2 separate regions of the Homo sapiens genome follow, and region 2 is linked to region 1. Evidence: read pairs that join two places in POLR2A ChIA-PET (ENCODE). Cell type or tissue: MCF 10A. All regions are shown on one strand. Links, peaks and the distances in the headings refer to the core of each region. The heading gives the core; the rest is flanking DNA. Region 1 overlaps KLHL2 (kelch like family member 2). Region 2 overlaps KLHL2 (kelch like family member 2).

Region 1 (12,899 bases), core at 4,633-12,632:
CACTTTTTCACTGCCTCATCCTCCTCTCTGTATGTGTCCAGCAGCTCTCTAGACACTCAGAGGGCATGGCCTAAGTCTGATACTGTTTTTGGATCCCACACAGCCTTTCAGGCATATTAGCTGATTAGGTGCTCACCAATACTTGTTGAATACATTGTTTACATATGACTGCAGGGTTTTTAAACCAAATAATTTCAAGATATTCAAGCTCTTACCAGGCTGGGATATAAAGCTAGGTCTCTGGGCCTCCTGTCTAAAAACAATTAGTTTAAGAAAACAATAAAATGTCATGTACTTTTTCTATCAAACAATTTTAATTCTGTAACTTAAACCTTACAGAACTCCTGTCTTCCTACCCCCATTCCCACAACCACACCTTACATCAGCCATAATTGAAAGTGACTTTTATTCCTAAAATTTTGCTTCCATTAGCCAAAGGTTCACATTAACATTGTTCGGAGTACAGCTGTTGCTCTACCACTTTGAGGTTAGAGCCCAAGGGCAGAGTGGTGAGAACAAGGAAGTTTTCCCTTCCCAGAAGTCAGGAAACCACTCTCAGCTACCCTTTCTGGGCAAGAGGAAGTTGACGCAAGGACAGGAAATAATTAATGATTTTCAGCTGTATAAGGAATAGGCCTCTTTAGAGATTTTTTTTTAAAGAATTACTCAAAATGGCTATAAGATTTAAGAGTGGAAGGGAATGACATTTTTAAAAAGGTCTGATGAACTCCAACGACAGTCCATTTTTAAAAATACTGTTGTTGTTGGCACTTTCATTAAAACAATCCGGGTTATAGACCTGGCAGCCAACACTCTGGCTATTCAAAGGTCATTCTTTGTTCTGAAAATCAGCATCGACTACCAGCCCAGTGACATACCAGACCCAGCTGCTGAAAGGGTGCCACACAAAGAACAAGAAGGTACTATCTCACAGTTATAGAGTTCACATCCAAAAAGGGGCAAACAGATGAATGAAGACTGGAGCTTATAAATAATCCTAGGGCCAGGCAAGGACACCACAGGGCTTGCAGGTAAGCAGGAAAAACATCTCTAGGCTGAGAATGTCAGAGCAGCACTGAACCTTAGACACCATCCTGTCCATTCCTCTCATTTTAGTCAGGCTCAAACAAGTAAAATAATTGGCTCGAGACCAGAGTCTGTCCCAAAACTCAGGTCATTCACCCCAAGGGAAGGAGCACTTGGTGTTACCTTCCCTGCAGTTTAGTGAGTCATGCCCAGGTCAACAGAGACCCACTCACATTAACACCAGCAGAAAGCCAAGGCTACCCGTGCCCCACCCATAGGAGTGGGGAAAAAGAACATTTGAATAGTCCTATTAAAAGTCAGTCTTTTTAGACTTCTCAAAGAGAAAAAAGAGCCATTAAAGATCCCAGTCTTAAAACAACCAGACTATTTTTCTTACTTTTCTTGCAGTTCCACTTAGTAACCAATGCATTTTACATTCTAATAACTACTGTCAAAACAGGATTAAAATCCTGAAACAGCACCCTCAGACTTGCTGGATTATCCCAGTTATATATTCTCCCAAAGAATAAGTGAAAACCCACATTCTGAAAATGTTGTCAAAGCGGTACTAGAAAGCAAATTAAATGATCCAATATTCAGTTTAACTTTCTCTTATCTCTCTCCAATCCATTCTCCACCCAGCAGCCAGTGTGTTCAAAATATAAATCTGATCAGGTCACATTCCCGCTTAACACTCTCCACTGGCTTTCTCTCAAGGCAACTCTTGATTAAGACCAAAATTTCAGGACCTCAGTCCAATGGCCCCTCCTACCTACTCAGCTGCCTCTCCTGTGTGATTCCACCGCCACGTGCACTGCAGCAACACTGTCAGTTCCTCCGATGAGGCCAGCTCCTTCCTACCCTAAGATGTGGCACAGCATTCCCAATGCCTGGAACACTGTTCTCCCTCTCCTCACTCCCATCCTGACTTTATCCCCTTATCTTCTTTTCCTTCTAGATATCAGCATAATTATTCCTGTCTTCTCAAGAAAGCCTTTCCTGACCACTGTTATCCACCTTTCTAGCACCAGCAGCCCTCCTCTGCAACACTTACTATCATTACAGTAAATTATTTTTGTGATTCTTTGATGAATGCCTGCTTCCTGCAGTCAGCTATGGGCCCACAAGGGTGGCAACCATATTTGTTCTTGCTCACCATTGTACCTACAGTACCTAGCAGATAAATATTTATTGAATCCCTAATTTAATTAAAGAAGAAACAAACAAATGATGGGCCTAAAAGGGAGAGCTTTTAGGCAGCACAGAAAGATTAAGGGAAGGTTTAATCCCTTCTTAGCCAGGCTTTCAGCATTTCAGATAGATATACGTAGAGTACTTTCACAAACGGAATGCTGGGAAAAAGCAGATCTTTCATAAAGTGCTAAGAAAATAAAACCAAGACTCTTAATACATATATTACCCTTTTAATTAAAAAAAAAGCTACTCATTTTTCAATCAACTTTTAATACTACTTAAAAGTTGCAGTGATCCTTAGTACACTTGAGAATTACCTCAGCAACAGGCAGGTCACTGCCCCCCAAAACTACCACCACTCCCACAAAACAATGGTTACATTTTTCTCTAAAAGTTTCTTTCCATACTCTTTGCCACAGTAAGTTAGAAGCCCTAGACCAGCACTGTCCAATATAAACATAATGCAAGTCACAATTTTATAGTAATCACATTAAAAAGGTAAAAAGAAACAAGAGAAATTAATTTCAATAATATATTCTCTTATTTTTAACTTTAACAGAAAGAAAATAGGGACAGAGTCTCACTGTGTTGACCAGGCTGGTCTCAAACTCCTGGCTTCAAGTGATCCTCCTGCCCTGGCCTCTCAAAGTGCTGGGATTATAGGCATGAGTCACCGCACCTGGCCTACTGTATTCTTTTTAACTCAAAATATCTAGTATATTATCATTTCTACATGGAATCAATATATTTAAAAGTATTAATAAAATATTTACATTTCTTTTTTTTGCATTTAGAAATCCCCTGTGTATTTTTCACCTCCAAACTATCTCATCAGACTAGCTGTATGTGGCTAAGCGGCTACCACACTAATAGAGGAGCCCCACACCATCCACACTTCTGATAAATTATTTGCTCTTTTCCTTTAAAAAACTTGCAGAAAAAGCTTTTAATGTTCTGTGTACCAGACAAAGCAACAATGGAAGGTTGATTATATATTCACTACAAACAACTGAAAAATAAAGGGACGAAACCAATGGTTGCATGTACATTAGTATAATGATACCTTCTTAATTCGTTCATGACTTTGAAAGCTTTCTTCATATGCCAAGGATTCACTGTCACTGGGCAGTGTTTTTCGGTATTATCATCTTTTGAATCGAGAGGCTTCTGATGACCCTGCTTTGTGCATCTGTACATAAAAGAAAAGAACAAAAACAGAAAAAGATCTTATTAAAGATCATTTAGTTCAGCTTATCAAGCTACAAGAGAGACAATGAATGTCTCCTTCCCCTACTTATTTAGAGGAAGTCTCATGGACAGAATATCCCAATGTAAGGTTAAGACAATTAAGAACAGTTTCTGATGGACACTATGGTTTCAATTAAAAAGTGGGTAATTACCTCCCTGGTGTCCAAGTTCCGTCAAAGATCAACACAGAATATTCAGCAGAAGTGGCTTAGCAGATATCTCCAAATAAAACTGTTGAGAAATGATCTTCTCCATTGGAAATTAACTTGCTTTTACAAACTTCTATAGTCATACGTTATTAACAAACCAAGACAGAGCAGGATCATATTTTACACAAACTTCAGAAACTTAGAATCTGATTTAAATTTTGCTCTCTACCTGCCAGGATATATTAACCCCATATATTTTGACCTATACTAACAAGAGATTAATCGAGATTAATCATGTTAGTTAATAGTTATTGAGTATTTACCATATGGCAGCCCTGTGCTGAGTAGTTTACTTTCATTATTTGGTTAATCCTCACAACAACTCTCTGAGCAAATTACTATTATTATCCCCATTTAACAGATGAAGAGAATAGTTTGAGTAACGGGGTAAATGGTAGGGCTGGGTAAGAGTATGGCCAGTCTGATTCTCCATCTTGTTCTTTTCACTAATATTTCAATACCATTTCCTACACTGAACAGTGAATATTTAAATTTACATTTTTTAAGCACACAAGGCTATACTAGCATTGCTACATGAATTATTCTTTCAAGACTTAGGACATAAAATTAACCAAAAAAATCAGGGTCCCATGAGGAGGGGGGCAAGAATTAACTGCAAATTAATGAACACAAGACAACTTTTTGAAGCAATGGTTATAAAACTTTATAAATTTAATAAAAATCATTAGATTGCACAATTATAATGGGTGGATTTATGGTATGTAAATTATACCTCAATAAAGCTATTACATAAAAAATCAGGGCACCAATTTTTTAACTAGGCTTAAAAAATGAAGTCTAAAAATATCATACTTGTATATATATCAAAGAACAAGCAAACATCATTATTAATTGCTGCACTTCTCTTCCTTTCCTGACCCATTTCTAAAAGGATGATTCATTTTTAAACATTATCGTTCATTAATTCATTCAGCAATTGTTTTTAGTACCAACCATGTACCAATCACTACTCTTAAGGCACTTGGAATATATCAGTGAATAAAACAAAGATCCCTGTCCTCATAGAGCTTGGAGTCTGGTGGGGGGAAAGGGAAAGACAGCACAAGTCAGGGAAGCAACTGGCATGTTGGGAAATGGTGTTATGGAAGTAGAAAAAGCAGGGCAGCGTGAAGAGAGAGAGAAATGTGGGGACGGTGGAGGGGTGTAATCTGCAGTAAATAGGGTGCTCAGGGAAGGCCTAGTTGAGAACTGAGATTTGAACAAAAGACTAGGGGGTGTGGGAACATCCGGATGGAAGTAGTAACTACAGCAAAGGCCAATATGTACCTGGTATGTTCCAGGAACTGTGACCCATGCAGCTTTGGCAAAAGGCTGGGGCTGAGCAGGAGAGGGGAGTGCAGATCACAAAGGGCCTTTTAGGATATCCTAAGGCCTTTCACTTTGAGTGAAATGAGGAGACACTGCAAAAGAGTGATACAATCCGACTTACGTTTTCCAAAGACCACTTTGGCTGCTGGTTGAGAACACTCTACACGGGTCAAAGATGAAAAGGGGGCAACTATTTAGCAGGATATTACAATAATTCACTAAAAAATGACAGTGGCTTAGGGAGGACAGTCGCAGTGGAGGTGATGAAAACTGGCTGGGTTCTGGACATTTTGAAGATACAGCCAACGAGATCTGTTGAAACAACCATATGACATGTCAAAGAAAGTCAGAATGACTCCAAGTCTTTTGGCCTGAACAAGAGAAAGGACTGAGTTTCTGTTCATTGAGATGAAGAAGGCTGCAGGTGGAAACTGTTTGAGATAGGCAGAGATCAAGAGCTGTTTTTATACCTAATGGTTTTAAAACATCAGACATCCAAGTGAAGGCATCAAATCACCAGATAAATATTGGAGTCTAGAGCTGGAGAGAAAAGTTTAGCTGGAGTCAGAAATGTGGGAATCACTGGTTACATGGATGGTACACGAAGCCATGAAACAGGTACTCAACATGAATATAACCTCTAAAATTAAGCAAACCCCAAACCCCAGAATCAGCACTAGTTGAAGCACCTGACTCTCTGAGGGCTTGCCTACTACAAGTGCACATCAGTTCTACTTCCTCACCGCTTGAGAGTTTTTAAGGGGCCTAACAAATGAATTAGCGCAAGGCTTTACCTCCACAGGGAAAGCCTACAGCTGAAGTGGGAGAATAAGGAGGTGCCACTCTACTCCCTATGCCCTCTTGAAGGTGTGTGTGTAGGGAATTAGTTACACCCAGTCTAAGAAAGGAAAAGCACTGATAAGTCTAGAAGCCAAAAAGATGGCAGAACATTCACGTCTGGAGGGAGAGAACTGGAGAAACACTTTATAGTATAAGACAGATATTCTCATTCTACCTGTAAAGGAAACAGTAAGAAACCAGGGAAAGGGGAAAATGCGTAGATATATGCAACCCATGCAAACTTTCTAACCATGTAACACTGCATGTCTATATACGATAGCAAGGTAATACTTATTCTATATTTGCTTCTAGTTTAATAATTTAGAAGGTGCAACAAAGGAAGAATGTTATACTGAGGATTAGCAAAACTATCATAAAAGAATTTTCAATGCTTGAAAGTGGAAGCAAAAGCAACTCTGCCCCAGAAAGAATGTCATGATTTAAGAGTCAGGAGTGTTTATATTTGCTTAAGAACTTAGGAATTAAAATTCCCTGCATTGGAGAATTCACTTTAAGACAGTTGCCATACAACAATCAATGCCCACATTGGTGCTCTCTTAAACCTATTTTCAGCTCCTCCTTTTTCTGATGTACTACAGAAACCCTGCAAAGAAGACTTTATTCAAAGGCTTAAAGGAATAAGTAAGAAAAAACACTGAATTTTGTTAAGTGTTCTCTGTACCGAGAGTCACTTACAAATACATCACCCCTTCTGCAAACGTCCATTTTCAAAACGAATGCCCTTTCCATAAATTTCCATTCCCTGTGTGGCTTTGTGTTAGATGGCTTCTCATTCAGAAGCAGAACAGAAAATGATGCATAATGTCTAAAACTATAGATGTGAGACATATATACATATACATACTAGGAATAACTAGTTAAGTGAGAGGTAAAGGTTTACCCTTTAGGTTGTACCACATTAAATGAAGAATTACACCTTTGCCCTGCTTCTCTTCTGAAGCAAAGTGCTAGCCTTTTCCAGAAAAGCTTCTCATTCTGAGAACTGTCTCCCTTAAAATACCTGAAGAAGATATTTTTCCAAGTTCCTTTCACCTTTAAGTCTTTATGCAACTCTTAGACTCCTCAAGTAGTCTGGCAATTATCCAATAGCCTATTGTTATCAACACATACTCTAAAATAGTTGAGGTTTCCCAGGGTTTGGATCCCAGTGTACTGCTATGTTTTATCATAGATATCCTAAAGCCTTCCTTCAGTGACTGACTTCTGCAAATTCCCAGCTGTGGACACAGGTGGCTTCTCAGATGAGGTGACTTTCTGACTCTGCCTAAGAATACACTATTGATGATAACTGAATTCTCAGACAGGAAGAAAACAAAGACTCTAACAGGGCTGTCTCTCTCAAATAGTCAAGATTTCCAAACCAGGCAAAGGTTTAAACCTGCTGTAACAATTCTGAGAACACCACAGAAATGAAGTAAAACTTCTTTAGATATTTATTATTGGCTTTGAAACAATGGTTTTCAGCAGCGTGAAAGAGAAAGATCAGAATCACCCAAGCAATTTTTTCAAGCCACAAATAACCACCCCTTCTCACATGAAGAGTCACACAAGCCCTTTTTAGAATTAGCTATACATACATGATGGCATCTCCAGGAGTATAGGAGAAAGCCAGCAATGCGTGATTTTTAAAAATAATAATAATAACAAAAGTCATGTAATATGTCCTGCCACCAACTTACCTCCCACCTCAGAATCATCCCAGATTAAAAACAAATGCTTTAGAAAATATGTTGTATTTTTAGAAAAAAAAAATGCAACCATTCATGTGAATGATGCAGCTGCAAAGTTTAACAGGAGATCAAAGACATTTTGACATTTAGGACATAAATACTTGGCCCTTGGGTGGCCACCATCACTGTTCTCCCCTTTGCCTGTTCACCTCAAAAGCTGCAAGACTCCCCTGCTTGCAATGAGTCACCCACCATTACTCACAAATTTCTGCCAAGTTCACGTCAGCAGCTGTTGTTTTCAAAGTCAACATCCATGCTGTAATGTTTTGAGGTTTCTCCATTACTTTATAATATTTCTTCTATTTCTCTGCTGTCTTCCCAGCCAAACTTGCATTCAGAAGCAGGCATCTTACTAGCATTGCTCTCATAAACAAATCCAGGATATCAGAAGTACAGAGTCAACCATAACTAACATTTTAACTAAAATTTGTTATGTCATTCTACAGTTTCTCAACAAAATACTCTCACATCCTTCAAACAAATAACCACTATATTACTTAGAGGCTGTGAAGGTAGAAGACTTTCTCAGTTGGAAACACGTTTGGGTCTATGGTAGGGTTGTGATTTCAATTTTTGCAGTTAGCTAAGGCAAAGAGACACACTGCAAATTTTCTTCACATGTCTGGAATTTAAACTTTTATTAGGTATGGAAACAGTAGACTAATCTACAAACATATGTTCATATTACCAAATAAATAGAGCTTTTTAAAAATGTTAACATTTGCCCTATAGACATGTAAGAACTTGGATTAGGTCTTCAGTATGTAGAACTGAATATGAGGTATCTTGTGAGATAAAAACTTCTATCTCTTTTTTCTTTGTATTACTTACTTCTCCAAGAAAAAAAAAAAACTTCTGATCTTGCATCAAGTCACAGAATGCCTTTCAGACAATATCATAATGCCATTGAATATTTTAAACATATATAGTTAAAAATTATTTTTCCAATTTTCCAGAGCTGAAAAGGAAACATCTAGAAAAGCTTGAATTGCCAAACTTTACTAAAATATATTAGCAGTTAAAAAGCAGAGCCCTGAACTCACTGAAGGGCAGAGGGAGGTATTAAAGAGCACCCTATTCTCTCTGGAGAACTCAGTTGTGCGGCTGTATGTTAAGTGTGTGGGGAAGCATTGGCAGGAGGAGGAGGTTGGGATGTCTGAGGTGGATGGAAGTTGGAGTATAATTGCTCTCTGATAGTAGAACAATGGAGCTGTAAAAAGCTCTGCTTCAGTTCAACTCAGCTTTCTCTCCCTCTTTCCCTCCCACCTACATGACAAACAGAACACAATCAGGCACTTTTTGTCCCTGACAGTGACTATTACCAGGAAAAGGACCACGGTAAAAGCATGTCTTATGCAAGATCAATCTCCTAAGGAATATTTTATAAATAACTAACAAAGCATTGTCAGAGTGGGATATTTGTGAGGTGCTAAAATAGGGAAAAGGAGGTTGATGATCCATTTCAAACATTTCCATTTATTTTATCACTTATATTTCTGACTTTTCCTTTGCCCCTCTTCCTACTATTGCCATCACTTCGTTGGTAAGGGGGCGGCAATACGACTCCGCAATTCAGTTGACTGGGATACATTTTCCAGCACTGAAATGAAAAGGTACTAGATGAGAACCAGAATCAGAAAGAAGCCCAAAATTGTAGTTCTGTCTATGCCAAATACTAACCAAGAGACCCTGGATTAGTCACTTAGCCTCTCTGGGCTTCAGACTACTTATAAAATTTATTTCACAAATATGTCTGATGTGAAATGTAATATGAAAGTCAAAGATAGTAATATCTCACCTACCTATCTCAGGGAGCTGTATAGGCACTAGGCACTATATGAATGTAAACAAAGTTTAGAAGAAAATTGTTGAATTCAGGATCTAAACTGAATATGCAGATATATTTTTATGGATCTTATTGGCCTTCATTTTTAATTGCAACATTCAATTCAAAGTTAATAGCAATATTCAAAATGACCAAAGCCAATAAATTAAGTATTTAAGTGCTGCCTAGATGCCCACTGCATGCCATGTACTAAGAAGGGTAAGAAACATTAGGAAGGCTGAATTGAGATCTTCCTCCATTTACCATCTAAACAGGAAGGTACATGGGAAACCACTAAGGAATGGCACAAGTCAGTACATAGGTGCAGTGACAAACACCATAGGAATGCAACGATGAGCTGGAATGAGTTGGAGTAAAGAGGAAAGACTTGGTGAAGGAGATGGGGCTCCAATGGGGCCTTGGAGGAACTTCAAGTTGTTGTAACAGGGGAGAGAAGAAGAGAAGCATAGGAAAAGGCTGGAGAATCCTGGCTTGTGGACAAGGGAGAGTTTTAAAAGCACATGATGATCTTGGATATATAGGATAAGATAAAATGATGAAAGGCTGTGACTGCCTGAGTCTCTGGTTTTGATAAGTCACTTCACATGACTCTAAGATGTTGGAGGGTTAAAACAGTGTGGGGACTGAAGGATGAGGAGAGAATACACAGAGCTCAATAGAAGACCAGTGAAAAAGTTCAGGTATCAAGTGATGAAATCCATTCATCAGAATAGTAGCAACCAGAATGGACACTTGAAACCAAGACCACAGTTCCTGGGGACTGATAAGATGTGGAGGATGAAGAAAGAGAGAGAAATCAAAGACTATTCCAATGCTTTGGTTATCAGGGACCAGAAGAATGGTTATCCCATTGAATAAGTGGAAATGTTATAAAATGAAGTCAGTTTGTGAACAAACATCAGTTTTGGATATATTGGGTTTAGAGGCATGAGCTAAGAGTAGAGATGTGAGAAGTTCAAAATTCCACACCAAAGCACAGACCTAGAGCCCCGACTTAAGATATAGATGGAGCTAGAGCTCAATGATTAACAGGTGATTGAAAAGAACTGGCCAAGGCCTACTTCCGTGAGGAAATACTGCCCACAAGCAGTGATAGAAGAGAAGTCATGCAAGACAGAAAAAAGTGATACAACAGAGAGATTAGAATCCCACTTTTTCTAATACTTGATAAGCTTGAGAGAGTAACTTAAACTCTACTTCTTCATCTGATAAATAAGACACCTACCACTATAAGGTTGTTGACAAGACTAAGTGAGATTAAGTGATAAAGTATGCAAATCACATTTAGCAACCTAAAAACCAGAGTAGGAAAACAAGAAAAAGAGCTATCATAAAAAGCAGGGGCTTGTTTTTCAAGGTAAAATCAGAGAATGGAACTGGTCAAAGGAATATTTTAGCAAATGCCAATAGTCTGAAATGTAAGAAAGTACAGTGCGTAACACACAAAAAGTTACGGACCCACTCACTGCAGCAATTATCTCATCAGGGGAAGAATTCAAGAATGCCTTTGTGCTTGCTATTCTCTCTCCCTGGAATGCTATTCCCCCTCTGGATTGTGCTAAAATATCACCTCGTCAAAGACACCCTGACCCTATCTGAACTATTATTCTTATTATTCTCTACCCTTTTATCCTGCTTCATTTTTGTTTACTGTAATACTACTAACAATATTACATATTTGTTTGCTATTAGTTTCAATCATAGGAAAAGGAACTTTGTTTTCTGAGATATCCCCAAAATCTGGCCATAGTAGGCACTCAATAAATATAAATTAAAAACTCAAACTACCTCATCATAAAGAGTAAATGCATTTGGATTTGGTAGAACACTACAGAAATGCAACATAAAGTGAATTTCCTTCTCTGGATCACCTTGAAAAAACCTGCCTGATCTTAAGAAAGAAGTTCAGTGGTCTTCATAAGCACTACTAGTGTAAATCCGTAACAGCCATAGATGAGTAAACTTACAGTCACCTTCAGAAAAGCACATTTACTAATAGTTACTGCATGCCTACCATGTACATCAGAAACAAAAGGTTTGGGGCATTTTGCAGGGAGTAGGTGGAGTGATTTCCCAGCATCAGAAATTTTTTAAACTACTACATAAATGCTACCTATTTCCAGAATTCACTTCTCAAGTTCCCAAATGCACCTCAAAGTTGTCTCTATATGTAACACTTCCTTCAACACACATTGATCCACATGTCTTCTTTCACCATTACCTTGTTTGTGGGCCATTATTACTCCTAAATATTTTAAATGTCTTTGTCTATCACTGGGGAGATTCACCTGTGATATGAGAGATGCCCAATGTACATTTAGTTAAACAAAAATAAGAATACACTCCAATGCACTATAACAGACAAACAAATGAATACTGGGTATCCTGTAGCAAGGTTCCAAATTCACAGCAATTGAATCTTAGAAAGAACATTAAAGGTCATCCGGTCCAGCGGACTGCAAATGTCAGGCTTCAGTGAACTTTTTACTGATCTATGTCAAAATGAGGACAATGTAATAAGTTTTCATAAGGCTAAGTTTTTTAAATTTAAAGACAATCCTTTAGTCAGATTATATTCTTCCTTATATTTGAGGAAGGATACTAAAATGTTTTTTTCTTTCATAAAAAGATGGTGATAGTTGATCATTGTTGTTTCATAAATAATTCTTTTACTTAGCAAAACAAAAAACTTAGCAATTGTTAGACTTCAATTGTTTTTTTCTTTTTTTAATTTTACAGGTCAGTTAAATTCAAAAATGTGAGAACCTCTGCTCTAATCCAACCAATTTTCTGCTGCCTAAATGCCTTAGAACATGGTCAACAAGTTGTTTTTCTGCCTATGCATGACCACCTCTGACGACAAGTCTCTAGTAATGTGGAACCATCAACTGAAAAAAGATATGGTTCTATCTGAGGGATGTTTGCTTAGTTTTGTGAAGGAAAAGCAAAAAAATCAAGGCTTACAGAGAGTAAGCCGACTTGTGAAAATGGAGCCAGTAAAAAAACAAGTGCCAAGAAGACTGATCAGTAAGAGAAGATCAGAGGGATGCACTCAGGCCTATACCTCACAGTCTTCCTTCAACTTATTATGAAAATCCTTTATACAAATAACTATAAAAGCCAGACTGTAAAATACATTCCTGAGGTCAGGGCTGGTCAATTTACATTTCCTTTTGCACATCTCAGTTTACCATCTGAAATTCCTTTACTAATCTACATCTAAACTACATCTCTCAATTTACTACCTGAAATTCCTTTACTAAGCTACATCTTTTAGTTACACATCTTTCAGGTTTGATCAGAAGCAAATGTAACACAGTCTCAATATCACCCAGACCCAGAATGCAACAGAATCTAAATGCCACATATACTCAAGTATGCAAAAAACAATAAGCACAAATATATAGTCCAACGACAATTTTTAATTATATGAGAATTAAAAAGGATGAAAGTTGG
Region 2 (12,899 bases), core at 2,872-10,871, 51 kb before region 1:
AAAAGCAGTACATCCTTTAAAGCTAGATTCAGATGCAAAATATAGTGCATTAAAAATGAAGAATCAATGCTTCTTTATAATTTTACTGAAAGTGAATAATTTTTCATGAAAAATTCTTGGCATAATTACAAAGGAGGATTCTACAAACTAAGAAACAGAAGTGTTCTAATTCTGGTGGAAAATTTTTTATATTTTGTAGTATACTAGAATAAATTTAAGATTTTAAATAAGAGAAAGATTTTTAAAAATCTAATGATCTCCTAAAAACACAGTAAATGAGTTGCTTCTGATATAAGCAAAACTAAGAGTTCTAGTACATCATATGAACTATGTTTGGATATCCTGTGCATTAATCCTACTTTATTCATTCTCTCCCCAGGCACTGACCCTCCTCTCCCCATTAGCAGTCAGTAACATTTATCAATCACTATAGAGAAAACTGGCAGCCCAGGAAAGATAAAAGGTTAAATAGTGATTGTTTCATGCAGCAAAAAATATCTAAAAATACAAAAGCTTTCTTGGTTTTCCTAATAGAAGTCACTTATAACAGGTGCATTAAGTCTAGCAGTTAATGGAATCTGAATTTAGAAGTAATATTTTCTACTTAGTTGAACAGAATTGCTTGCATTGGAATACACCAATAAATTCATATTTGTCTTTGGTTTTTCATAAAATGCTTCATTCTATTCAAAAGTGCTGCATGAATAGTGCTACACACTACAGGCATTCCCCAACTTACAGAAGGGTTGTGTTCTAAAAGCTCATCTGTAAATCGGCTTCCTAGAACTCAGATCACATTTTTTCACTGAAATAATTTTCTAAAGGGCAGTTAGGCCATCAGGCCACCCAATAGAAATCAATAAGGTCTAAATTTATTGGACCTACTGTGATTTAGTGAAGCACTGTGGTTTTTGTTTTTTCAACTAACCACTTTGAACCATTATTTATTTGGTAAATGAAATACGGATTCTAGGACTACTACTCTCCAATGCTCTGTGCAGGCAGAGACACACATATATATACACACATGCATTCTCCCTTACCCACATCTATGTACCAAAAGCTTCCTTACTCATCAGAGTAAGCACACTGAAGCAGTTTAGACAAAAGGCTCCTGCATTTGAAATCTGGGGAAGTTACAGTTCTAGAGCCTATTAAAGGAGCAGTGAACACAGAAGCTTCCACAGGAACTATTCCTATTGAGTCTCATAGATGCAAAGCAGAGTCTTGCAGGCAGTTGGTGGATTGTAACTTCTACCAGATTTATCTTCCAGAAATATAGTTTAAAAACAAATTAGCAACTTCCGTAAGTCCCAGACAGAGTAATCAGGCAAAAGAAAGAAATAAAGGGCATCCAAATTGGAAAAGAGAAAGTCAAACTATCTCTGTTTGCTGATGATATGATCTTATACCTAGAAAGCCCTAAAGACTCCTCCAAAAGGCGCCTAGCTTTGATAAATGAATTCAGTAAAGCCTCAGGTTACAAAATCAATGTACATAAATCAGTAGCACTGCTACACACGAACAATGACCAAGCTGAGAATCAAATTAAGAACTCAATCCCTTTTATAATAGCTACAAAATAAAATAAAATACTTAGGAATATATTTAACCAAGGAGGTGAAGAACTCTACAAGGAGAACTACAAAACACTGCTTAAAGAAATCATAGATGATACAAACAAATGGAAATACATCCCATGTTCACAGACTAGAAGAATCAACACCATGAAAATGACCATACTGTCCAAAGCAATCTACAGAGTCAATGCAATTCCTATCAAAATGCCATCACTCTTCACAGAATTATAAAAAAAAAATCCTAAAATGCATATGGAATTTTTTTAAAAAGGCCCAAATAGCCAATGTAATCCTAAGCAAAAAGAACAAATCTAGAGGCATGACATTACCTGACTTCAAATTATACTAATATAAGGGTATCATAACCAGAACAGTATGGCACTGGCATATAAGTAGATATGTAGACCAATGGAACAGAATAGAGAACCCAGAAATAAAGTAAATATTTACAAACAACTGATCTTCGACAAAGCATACAAAAACATAAACTGGGGAGAACAAAAGGCAGCAGACCGCTTCTGCAGACTTAAATGTCCCTGTTTGACATCTCTGAAGAGAGCAGTGGTTCTCTCAGCATGGCGTTTGAGCTCCGAGAAGGGACAAACTGCCTCCTCAAGTGGGTCCCTGACCTCTGTGTAGCCTGACTGGGAGACACCTCCCAGTAGGGGATGACAGACACCTCAAACAGGTGGGTGCCCCTCTGGGATGAAGCTTCCAGAGGGAGGATCAGGCAGCAATATCTGCTGTTCTGCAGCCTCTGCTGGTGATACCCAGGCAAACAGGGTCTGAAGTGGACCTCCAGCAAACTCCAACAGACCTGCAGCTGAGGGGCCTGTTGGAAGAAAAACTAACAAACAGAAAGGAATGGCATCAGCATCAACAAAAAGGACATCCACACCAAAACCCCATCTGCAGGTCCCCAACATCAAAGACAAAAGGTAGTTAAAACCACAAAGATGGGGAGAAACCAGAGCAGAAAAGGTGAAAATTCCAAAAACCAGAGCATCTCTTCTCCTTCAAAGGATCGCAGCTCCTCGGCAGCAAGGGAACAAAACTGGATGGAGAATGAGTTTGCCAAATTGACAGAAGTAGGCTTCAGAAGGCTGGTAATAACAAACTTCTCTGAGCTAAAGGAGCACGTTCTAACCCATCACAAGAAAGCTAAAAACCTTGAAAAAAGGTTAGACGAATGGCTAACTAGAATAAACAGTGTAGAGAAGACCTTAAATGACCTGATGGAGCTGAAAACCACAGCAAGAGAACTTTGTGACTCATGCACAAGCGTCAATAGCCGATTCGACCAAGTGGAAGAAAGGATATCACTGATTGAAGATCAAATTAATGAAATAAAGCAAGAAGACAAGATTAGAGAAAAAAGAGTGAAAAGAAATGAACAAAGCCTCCAAGAAATATGTGATTATGGATAAAGACCAAATATACGTTTGATTGGTGTACCGGAGAGTTATGGGGAGAATGGAACCAAGTTAGAAAACACTCTTCAGGATATTATCCAGGAGAACTTCCCTAACCTAGCAAGGCAGGCCAACATTCAAATTCAGGAAATATAGAGAACACCACAAAGACAAAGATAATCCTCAAGAAGAGCAACCCCAAGACACATAATTGTCAGATTCACCAAGGTTGAAATGAAGGAAAAAATGTTAAGGGCAGCCAGAGAGAAAGGTCGGGTTACCCACAAAGGGAAGCTCATCAGACTAACAGCAGATTTCTTGGCAGAAACCCTACAAGCCAGGAAAGAGTGGAGCCAATATTCGACATTCTTAAAGAAAAGGATTTTCAACCCAGAATTTCATATCCAGCCAAACTCAGCTTCATAAGTAAAGGAGAAATAAAATCCTTTACAGACAAGCAAATGCCGAGAGAATTTGTCACCACCAGGCCTGCCTTACAAGAGAGCTCCTGAAGGAAGCACTAAACATGGAAAGGAATAACCGGTACCAGCCACTGCAAAAACATGCCAAATTGTAAAGACCATGGATGCTATGAAGAAACTGCATCAATTAACAGGCAAAATAACCAGCTAACATCATAATGACAGGATCAAATTCAAACATAACAATATTAACCTTAAATGTAAATGGGCTAAATGCCCCAGTTAAAAGACACAGGCTGGTAAATTGGATAAAGAGTCAAGACCCATCAGTGTGCTGCATTCACGAGACCCATCTCACATGCAAAGACACACACAGGCTCAAAATAAAGGGATGGAGGAAGATCTACCAAGCAAATGGAAAACAAAAAAAAAGCAGGGGTTGCAATCTAGTCTCTGATAAAACAGACTTTAAACCAACAAAGATCAAAAGAGACAAAGAAGGCCATTACATAATGGTAAAGGGATCAATTCAACAAGAATAGCTAACATTCCTAATATGTACCCAATACAGAAGCACCCAGATTCATAAAGCAAGTCCTTAGAGACCTAAAAAGAGACTTAGACTCCCACACAATAATAATGGGAGACTTTAACACCCCACTGTCAATATTAGACAGATCAACGAGACAGAAGGTTAATAACAAGGATATCCAGGACTTGAACTCAGCTCTGGACCAAGCAGACCTAATAGACATCTACAGAACTCTCCACCCCAAATCAACAGAATATACATTCTTCTCAGCACCACATTGCACTTATTCTAAAATTGACCACATAATTGGAAGTAAAGCACTCCTCAGCAAATGTAGAAGAACAGAAATCACAACAAACTGTCTCTCAGACCACAGTGCAATCAAATTAGAACTCAGGATTAAGAAATTCACTCAAAACCACACAGCTACATGGAAACTGAACAACCTGCTCCTGAATGACTACTGGGTACACAACGAAATGAAGGCAGAAATAAAGATGTTCTTTGAAGTCACTGAAAACGAAGACAGAATGTACCAGAATCTCTGGGACACATTTAAAGCAGTGTGTAGCGGGAAATTTACAGTGCTAAATGCCCACAAGAGAAAGCAGAAAAGATCTAAAATCAACACCCTAACATCACAATTAAAAGAACTAGAGAAGCAAGAGCAAACACATTCAAAAGCTAGCAGAAGACAAGAAATAACTAAGATCAGAGCAGAACTGAAGGAGACAGAGACACAAAAAACCCTTCAAAAAATCAATGAATCCAGGAGGTGGTTTTTTAAAAAAATCCACAAAATTGATAGACTGCTAGCAAGACTAATAAAGAAGAAAAGAGAGAAGAATCAAATAGATGCAATAAAAAAATGATAACGGGGATATCACCACCAATCCCACAGCAATACAAACTACCATGAGAGAATACTATAAATTCCTCTATGCAAATAAACTAGAAAATCTAGAAGAAATGGATAAATTCCTGGACACATACACCCTCCCAAGACTAAACCAGGAAGAAGCTGAATCTCTGAATAGACCAGTAACAGGTTCTGAAATTGAGGCAATCATTAATAGCCTATTAACCAAAAAAAGTCCAGGACCAGATGGATTCACAGCCAAATTCTAACAGAGGTACAAAGAGGAGCTGATACCATTCCTTCTGAAACTATTCCAATCAATATAAAAAGAGGGAATCCTCCCTAACTCATTTATGAGGCCAGCATCATACTGATACCAAAGGCTGGCAGAGAAACAACAAAAAAAGAGAATTTTAGGCCAATATCCCTGATGAACATCGATGCAAAAATCCTCAATAAAATACTGACAAACCAAATCCAGCAGCACATCAAAAAGCTTATCCACCATGATCAAGTCAGCTTCATCCCTGGGATGCAAGGCTGGTTCAATGCACGCAAATATATAAACGTAATCCATCACATAAACAGAACCAATGACAAAAACCACATGATTATCCCAATAGATGCAGAAAAGGCCTTTGACAAAATTCAACAGCCCTTCATGCTAAAAACTCTCAATAAACTAGGTATTGATGGAACGTATCTCAAAATACTAAGAGCTATTTATGACAAACCCACAGCCAATATCATACTGAATGGGCAAAAACTGGAAGCGTTCCCTTTGAAAACCAGCACAGGACAAGGATGCCCTCTCTCACCACTCCTATTCCACATAGTGTTGGAAGTTCTGGCTAGGGCAATCAGGCAAGAGACAGAAATAAAGGGTATTCAGTTAGGAAGAGAGGAAGTCAAATTATCTCTGTTTGCAGATAACATGATTGTATATTTAGAAACCCCATTGTCTCAGCCCAAAATATCCTTAAGCTGATAAGCAACTTCAGCAAAGTCTCAGGATACAAAATCAATGTGCAAAAATCACAAGCATTCCTATACACCAATAATAGAGAGCCAAATCATGAGCAAACTCCCATTCACAATTGCTAAAAAGAGAATAAAATACCTAGGAATACAACTTACAAGGGATATGAAGGACCTCTTCAAGGAGAACTACAAACCACTGCTCAAAAAAATAAAAGAGGACACAAACAAATGGAAGAACATTCCATGCTCATGGATAGGAAGAATCAATATCTTGAAAATGGCCATACTGCCCAAGGTAATTTATAGATTCAATGCTATCCCCATCAGGCTACCACTGACTTTCTTCACAGAATTGGAAAAAACTACTTTAAATTTCATATGGAAACAAAAAAGAGCCCACATAGCCAAGACAATCTTAAGCAAAAAGAACAAAGCTGGAGGCATCACGCTACCTGACTTCAAAGTATACTACAAGGCTACAGTAACCAAAACAGCATGGTACTGGTACCAAAACAGAGATATAGACCAATGGAACAGAACAGAGGCCTCAGAAATAACACCACACCTCTAAAACCATCTGATCTTTGACAAACTTGACAAAAACCAGCAATGGGGAAAGGACTCCCTATTTAATAAATGGTGCTGGGAAAACAGGCTAGCCATATGCAGAAAGCTGAAACTGGATCCCTTCCTTACACCATATAAAAAATTAACTCAAGATGAGTTAAAGACTTAAATGTTAGACCTAAAACCATAAAAACCCCAGAAGAAAACCTAGGCAATACCATTCAGGACATAGGCATGGGCAAAGACATCATGACTAAAACACCAAAAGCAATGGCAACAAAAGCCAAAATTGACAAATGGGATCTAATTAAACTAAAGAGCTTCTGCACAGCAAAAGAAACTATCATCAGAGTGAAGAGGCAACTTACAGAATGGGAGAAAATATTTGCAAACTACCCATCTGACAAAGGGCTAATATCCAGACTCTACAAAGAACTTAAACAAATTTACAAGAAAAAAACAAACAACCCCATCAAAAAGTGGACAAAGGATATAAACAGACACTTCTCAAAAGAAGACATTTATGCAGCCAACAGACATATAAAAAATGCTCATGATCACTGGTCATCAGAGAAATGCAAATCAAAACCACAGTGAGATACCATCTCAGGCCAGTTAGAATGGCGATCATTAAAAAGTCAGAAAACAACAGGTGCTGGATAGGATGTGGAGAAATAGGAATGCTTTTACACTGTTGGTGGGAGTGTAAATTAGTTCAACCATCGTGGAAGACAGTGTGGCAATTCCTCAAGGATCTAAAACTACAAATACCATTTGACCCAGCAATCCCATTACTGGGTATATACCCAAAGCATTATATATCATACTACTATAAAGACACACGCACACATGTTTATTGCGACACTATTCACAATAGCAAAGACTTGGAACCTCCCAATGTCCATCAATGATAGACTGGATTAAGAAAATGTGGCACATATACACCATGGAATACTATGTAACCATTAAAAAAGGATGAGTTCGTGTCCTTTGCAGGGACATGGATGAAGCTGGAAACCATCACGTTGTGCTCGTGTACACGTTTTATATATGGTGAGAGATCCCTATCTCTCACCATATATAAAAATTAACCCAAGATGGATTAAAGACTTAAATCTAAGACCTGAAACCATCAAAATTCTAGAAGAAAACTTAGGAAAAACTTCTGGGCATTGGCCGAAACAAAAAATTTATGACAAAGACCCCAAATGCAAATGTGACAAACACAAAAATAAATAAATGGGACCTAATTAAACAAAAAAAACTTCCACAAGACCAAAGAAATAATCACCAGAGTAAACACACAACCTATAGAATGGGAGGAAATATTTGCAAAATATGCCTCTGACAAAGGACTAATATCCAGAATCTAAAAGGAACTCAAACAAGTCAGCAAGAAAAAATCAAATAATCCCATTAAACAGTGGGCAAATGACATGAACAGATATTTCTTAAAAAGAAGATATACAAATGGTCAACAAACATGAAAGAAATGCTGAACATCACTAATCATCAGGAAAATGCAAATTAAAACCTCAGCGAGATACCACCTTGCCCTAACCAGAATAGCTATTATTAAAAGTGAAAAAACAATAGATGTTGGTGTGGATGTGGTGAAACGGGAACGCTTATATGCTGCTGGTGGGAATGTAAATTCGTACAACCTCTATGGAAAACAGTCTGGAGATTCCTCAAAGAAATTAAAATCCAATCCAGCAATTTCACTACCGAGTATCTACCTAAAGGAAAAGAAATCATTAAATCAAAAAGACACCCAGATGTGTATGTTTATCACAGTACAATTCACAATTGCAAAGATATGGAATCAACCTAAGTGCCCATCAGCCAATGAGTGGATAATGTTTTATATATATATATATATATATATATACATATATATATATATATATGTATATATATATATATACACACACACACACACACACACATACATATACGTATGTAGACATATATGTATATACATGTGTGTACATATATACGTGTATATACGTACGTGTGTGTGTGTATATATATATATATATATATGATGGAATACTACTCTGCCATAAAAAAAGAAAGAAATAATGTCTTTTGCAGCAACTTGGATGAAACCGGAGGCCATTATTCTAAGTTAAGTAACTCAGGAATGGAAAACCAAATACTACATATTCACACTTATAAGTGGGAGCTAAGCTATCAGTATGCAAAGGCAGACAGAGTGGTATAATGGACATGGGAGACTCAGAAGTGGGGAGGTTGAGAGGATGGTGATGGATGAAAAACTACCGATTAGAGTACAATGTCTACTACTCAGGTGACGGGTACATTAAAATCCCAGACCTCGTGACTATACAAGTCATTCATGTAACCAAAAACCACTTGTACTCCTAAAGCTATTAGAATAAAAAAAAAAGGATGTAATCATTAAATGAAAGCATAAACTAAAAAAAGAAATTTCCTAATAATCACTTTTAATATATATTTTTGTTTATAAACTCAAATAAAATATAGATTACATTTGTGAACTATGTGTGTGCATTCAAAGCTATAACAATGTCTCCTCCCCAACTGCAGAGATGAGGGGTCTGAAGGGCCTGAAGAGCAGCTAAAGCAAGGGCTCCTTGAAAACAGCAACAGGCCCTCCCTCTGCCACAGGGAAATGCCAGCAGTAGCAGTAGGCCATGGAACCAGCATGCAAGGAGTGGGCTGCTTCTATTGGTCTACTTTTCTACTCCACCAAATGTATCTATATTTCACTGCTTTGAAGATTTTTTTAAGCCACAAAATTGTTTTCATGGATGCAAAAAAAAAAAAAAAAAAAAAAAACAATGTAAAAAATCAGAGCTAAAATAACTTCACATGCATATACTTTCTCATATGCCTATTCATTTAACAATTTGAAAGAAAAATACATACAGCTATTCTTCTTGAACCCTGGAGGCGGAGGTTGCAATGAGCCAAGATTGCACCACCACACCGCAGCCTGGGTGACAGGGCAAGACTCCGTCTCAAAAAAAAAAAAACAAAAAAACCTAGCTATTCCTAGCTATTCTATTATTCAGGCCCAATCCCAATGTATAGTTGCTTGCTTTTTAAGTTCAGAATTTTATGAGTATGCTTCAGTTATGCAGTGTGACCATTATAAGATTTTAAATGTATTTTTATAAAGCCCAGATCCAGAAATATGACATGACTTTCCAGAGACCACTGTGGAATCATATCAAAAACCAAGCAGTTTCCTCCCAAATTCAGCTGAGGTCTACTCCACTTGCCTGCATAGGTGTTGGCCTTGTTCAGAAGGTCGGTACATGCATGCATATCAGCAAAAGCCCGGATTCCTAAGCAGTTGACAGGGTGAAGCTGGGATTCCAAAAATTCACAACAAGTCTTCTTCACATCCTGTAACTGTAAGAGACCAGCTGCTGGGAGAAGTACCTGCAACACACACATCAATATTCTTAGGCACTTGGGTGGAAAAACACTGCCTCTTTGACCACTTCTACATAGGACACAAGATGTTCAGCCATAGTTTATTATCTGCGTCCATACCCCCATATTCCCTAGAAAACAAATATAAAAATTATTTTTAATAACAATGATGACTCTTCACATTCCCCATAATTTCCATGTAATCTTTCAAAGGCCTCTTCTCCTTGGTCAGAAGAATATGAGATATCAGATCTTATAAGATTAATGGTTTGTTTCATAAGCATAAACAAAATGTTATTTTGACTTCTAAAAACACAAATTCTTGGCAGGGCATGGTGACTCACACCTGTAATCCCGGCACTTTGGGAGGCCAAGACAGGAGGATCGCTTGAGTTCAGAAGTTTGAGACCAGGCTGGGCAACATAGCAAGACCTCATCTCTACAAAAAATATAAAAATTAGCCTGGTGTGGTGGCACGCAACTGTAGTGCCAGCTACTCAGGAGGCAGAGGTGGGAGGATCACTTGAGCCTGAGAGGTCGAGGCTGTAGTAATCTGTGATCACCCCACAGCACTCCATCCTGGGTGACAGAGTGAGACCCCATCTCAAAAACAAAACAAAACAACAACAACAAAAGCCCGTAAATTATTAGGATGCTAGGGGGTGCTATGATTCAATGAAAATGGTTTTGTTCTCTTAGTTCAAGCAGTCATGCACTTCAGTTATCTGTGGGGAAGGAGTGGCCCCAGAGTAATCCATATCACAACAAAGCCTCATTTTGCTGAAGGCCTGTTTTTCCACTGTATGAGTATCATAACAACTGCTTTCCTTACGGGGTAGAACAATTTAAAGTTCAACAACAGTCTCTACCTATAAGCAGACAGTTTCTCTAGAATGTAATATATGTGCTAACAAGGAAAATGTAATAGGTGATTATCTAATAACTTTTTAATTTGCATTTTTATTTGAGTAACTCCAAGCAATTTTATATTAATTATAGGTTATTCTGTGGGATTGAACCACTATCTTCACTATGAATACTATATCCAACACTACAAGTGCTTTTCAAATAAGTCAATAATAGAAAAACATTTTTCCTTGTAAGTGAATTATTACAGTGTTATATAAAGGACCATATTTGAAAGTCAAATTAAGGAGAAAAACTTCAAAAAAAGGTTATCGAATTCTGGTGATCCTTTATAAAAGCCAAAGAAACCCCACAAAAAAACCTTCAACTATTCGAACAATGGTAAATTTTAGAAAAGACTACATTAGCATTAAAAAAAGATCTAAGTTCCTTCAGAAATTGACTTTCATATATGCCACACTGCAGCCCAAAGACAGAAAAATAATAGTGGTTTATGACTATATGTTATGACTTTCCTAAATCTATGGAGTAAGTCCTAAACATAGAAAAGAAAGACATCATTCACATCTCTCTGTAACAAACTTCTTACCTTCTTAAAGGAAGCACAGAAGCTTTAACTCCTGAATCTAAAGGCTCAAGAAAAAATAGAAACAGTATCCAGACATAAGGCCTTTTCCTTCTGAGTTTAAGAAAAATAGGTCAGGCGTGGTGGCTCACGCCTGTAATCCCAGCACTTTAGGAGGCCGAGGCAGGTGGATCACTTGAGGTCAGGAGTTTGAGACCACCTGGCCAACATGGTGAAAGCCCAATCTACTCAAAATACAAAAATTAGCTGGGTGTAGTGGCACACACCTGTAGTCTCAGCTACTCAGGAGGCTGAGGAAGGAGCATCACTTGAACCCTGGAGGCAGAGGTTGCAATGAGCCGAGATCACACCACCGCACTCCAGCCTGGGTGACAGAGAGAGACTCCGTCTCAAAAAATAAAAATAAAAATAGAAAATAAAGTATAAATAACGTTACAGCCAAACTTTTTGCATGATATGTATAGTAGGTTTCATTATGTTATGAGAATGAATATCCACAGAAGGCTTTAATTTGTTGATAATTTTCAAATTGCAGGTTTTTCCATGCCAGTGTAATTGCGCTCTGAAGCAACATAAAGTGCGTTCCAAGATGCTTAATAGTACAGCCATTTAATTCAGCAAATTAAATTTCTACATATAGTTTAGAAAGTGGTCTTCAGTGTAAAATTCAATCTCTGTGAAATCTGCACAAATAGTATGATCACTCCTCTAATTAGCATTTTCCTAGAGAAAACAGTATAATACTTAAATTGTTTGGTCACACAGAACGATGAGGAAAAAGTGGTTGGGCAGGAAACAGGCTCACTTACACATTGTTGGTGGGAGCACATATTGGTCCAACCTCCATGAAGAACAATTTGTTTATTTCAAATTCAAAATTACAAATGCACATGTCCTCTGACCCAGCAATTTAACCTATAGATATGCTAACATATGCACAAAATCTCACATGCACAAGATATTCATTACAGCATTATTGTGGCTAATAGAAGTTAGAAAAAAGCCTTTAATGTCCATCATAAGGAGACTGATCAAATAATTGGAATCATCCATTCAATTGCAGTCATTCAAACGAAAGAGGAAACTAATAAATGAGATAATTTCTAAAATATATTCCTGAGTGAAAAAAAAATTAGTCGTTGGTATATTATGCTAACATATACACCCCCCCCACACACACACATATATGTGTGTGTAGCAGGCTTTTAAAATTTCATTTTGCTTTATTGATTTCAACTTAATCATTACCAAGTTCAGATCTACCGTATTAGGAGACCGAAATTCATAAAATTGTAGATTCTCCTATCTGGAAGGGGCATAACAAGTCATCTAGGTAGAAATATAAAGTTATTTCAACAGTGGTCCATGTGGCTAGATTATATTCACATATAATTTTTTTTGATGACAGTGAAACGTGGTTACATGCTTGACAAATATATGCTAAACATAAAATAAATGTAAGTCAAATGTACAAAAAGTTTGTTCATATTTTTCTTTTGTCAGTAAATCTTTTGAAATTGCCTTGGTTTTATGATGTAGTTTTACTAGGACTAAACTTCAATAGCTCATAATTATGTAATTAATTATATACAGCTTCAAAAGCAATTACTAATTGACCCAGCTTGCTAACATGACGCCTGGTGACCATCAGTCACTGATAATGA

Evidence for each region. Peaks named below come from ENCODE experiments on the same cell type or tissue, not always from the same donor. Only the 100,000 strongest peaks of a DNase experiment are listed, where the experiment ranks them.
Region 2: POLR2A ChIA-PET joins it to region 1 with 5 read pairs; 6 of 35 experiments call an interaction of 5 or more read pairs at or near these places.

The regions. Positions count from the first base shown.
Region 1 is chr4:165,210,444-165,223,342 of GRCh38, reverse strand. KLHL2 (kelch like family member 2) reads right to left here. Exons shown (of 15, transcript NM_007246.4): 2 at 3,284-3,409. Among named protein-coding and RNA genes, the nearest start is that of KLHL2, 9.3 kb to the right of the region's middle. RefSeq lists an enhancer at 8,536-9,080. In MCF 10A, for the core only: no CTCF peak of the experiment used is centred there; a DNase peak (open chromatin) is centred at 7,802.
Region 2 is chr4:165,260,086-165,272,984 of GRCh38, reverse strand. KLHL2 (kelch like family member 2) reads right to left here. Exons shown (of 15, transcript NM_007246.4): 5 at 9,626-9,788. Among named protein-coding and RNA genes, the nearest start is that of GK3, 13 kb to the left of the region's middle. In MCF 10A, for the core only: a CTCF peak has its summit at 10,465; no DNase peak of the experiment used is centred there.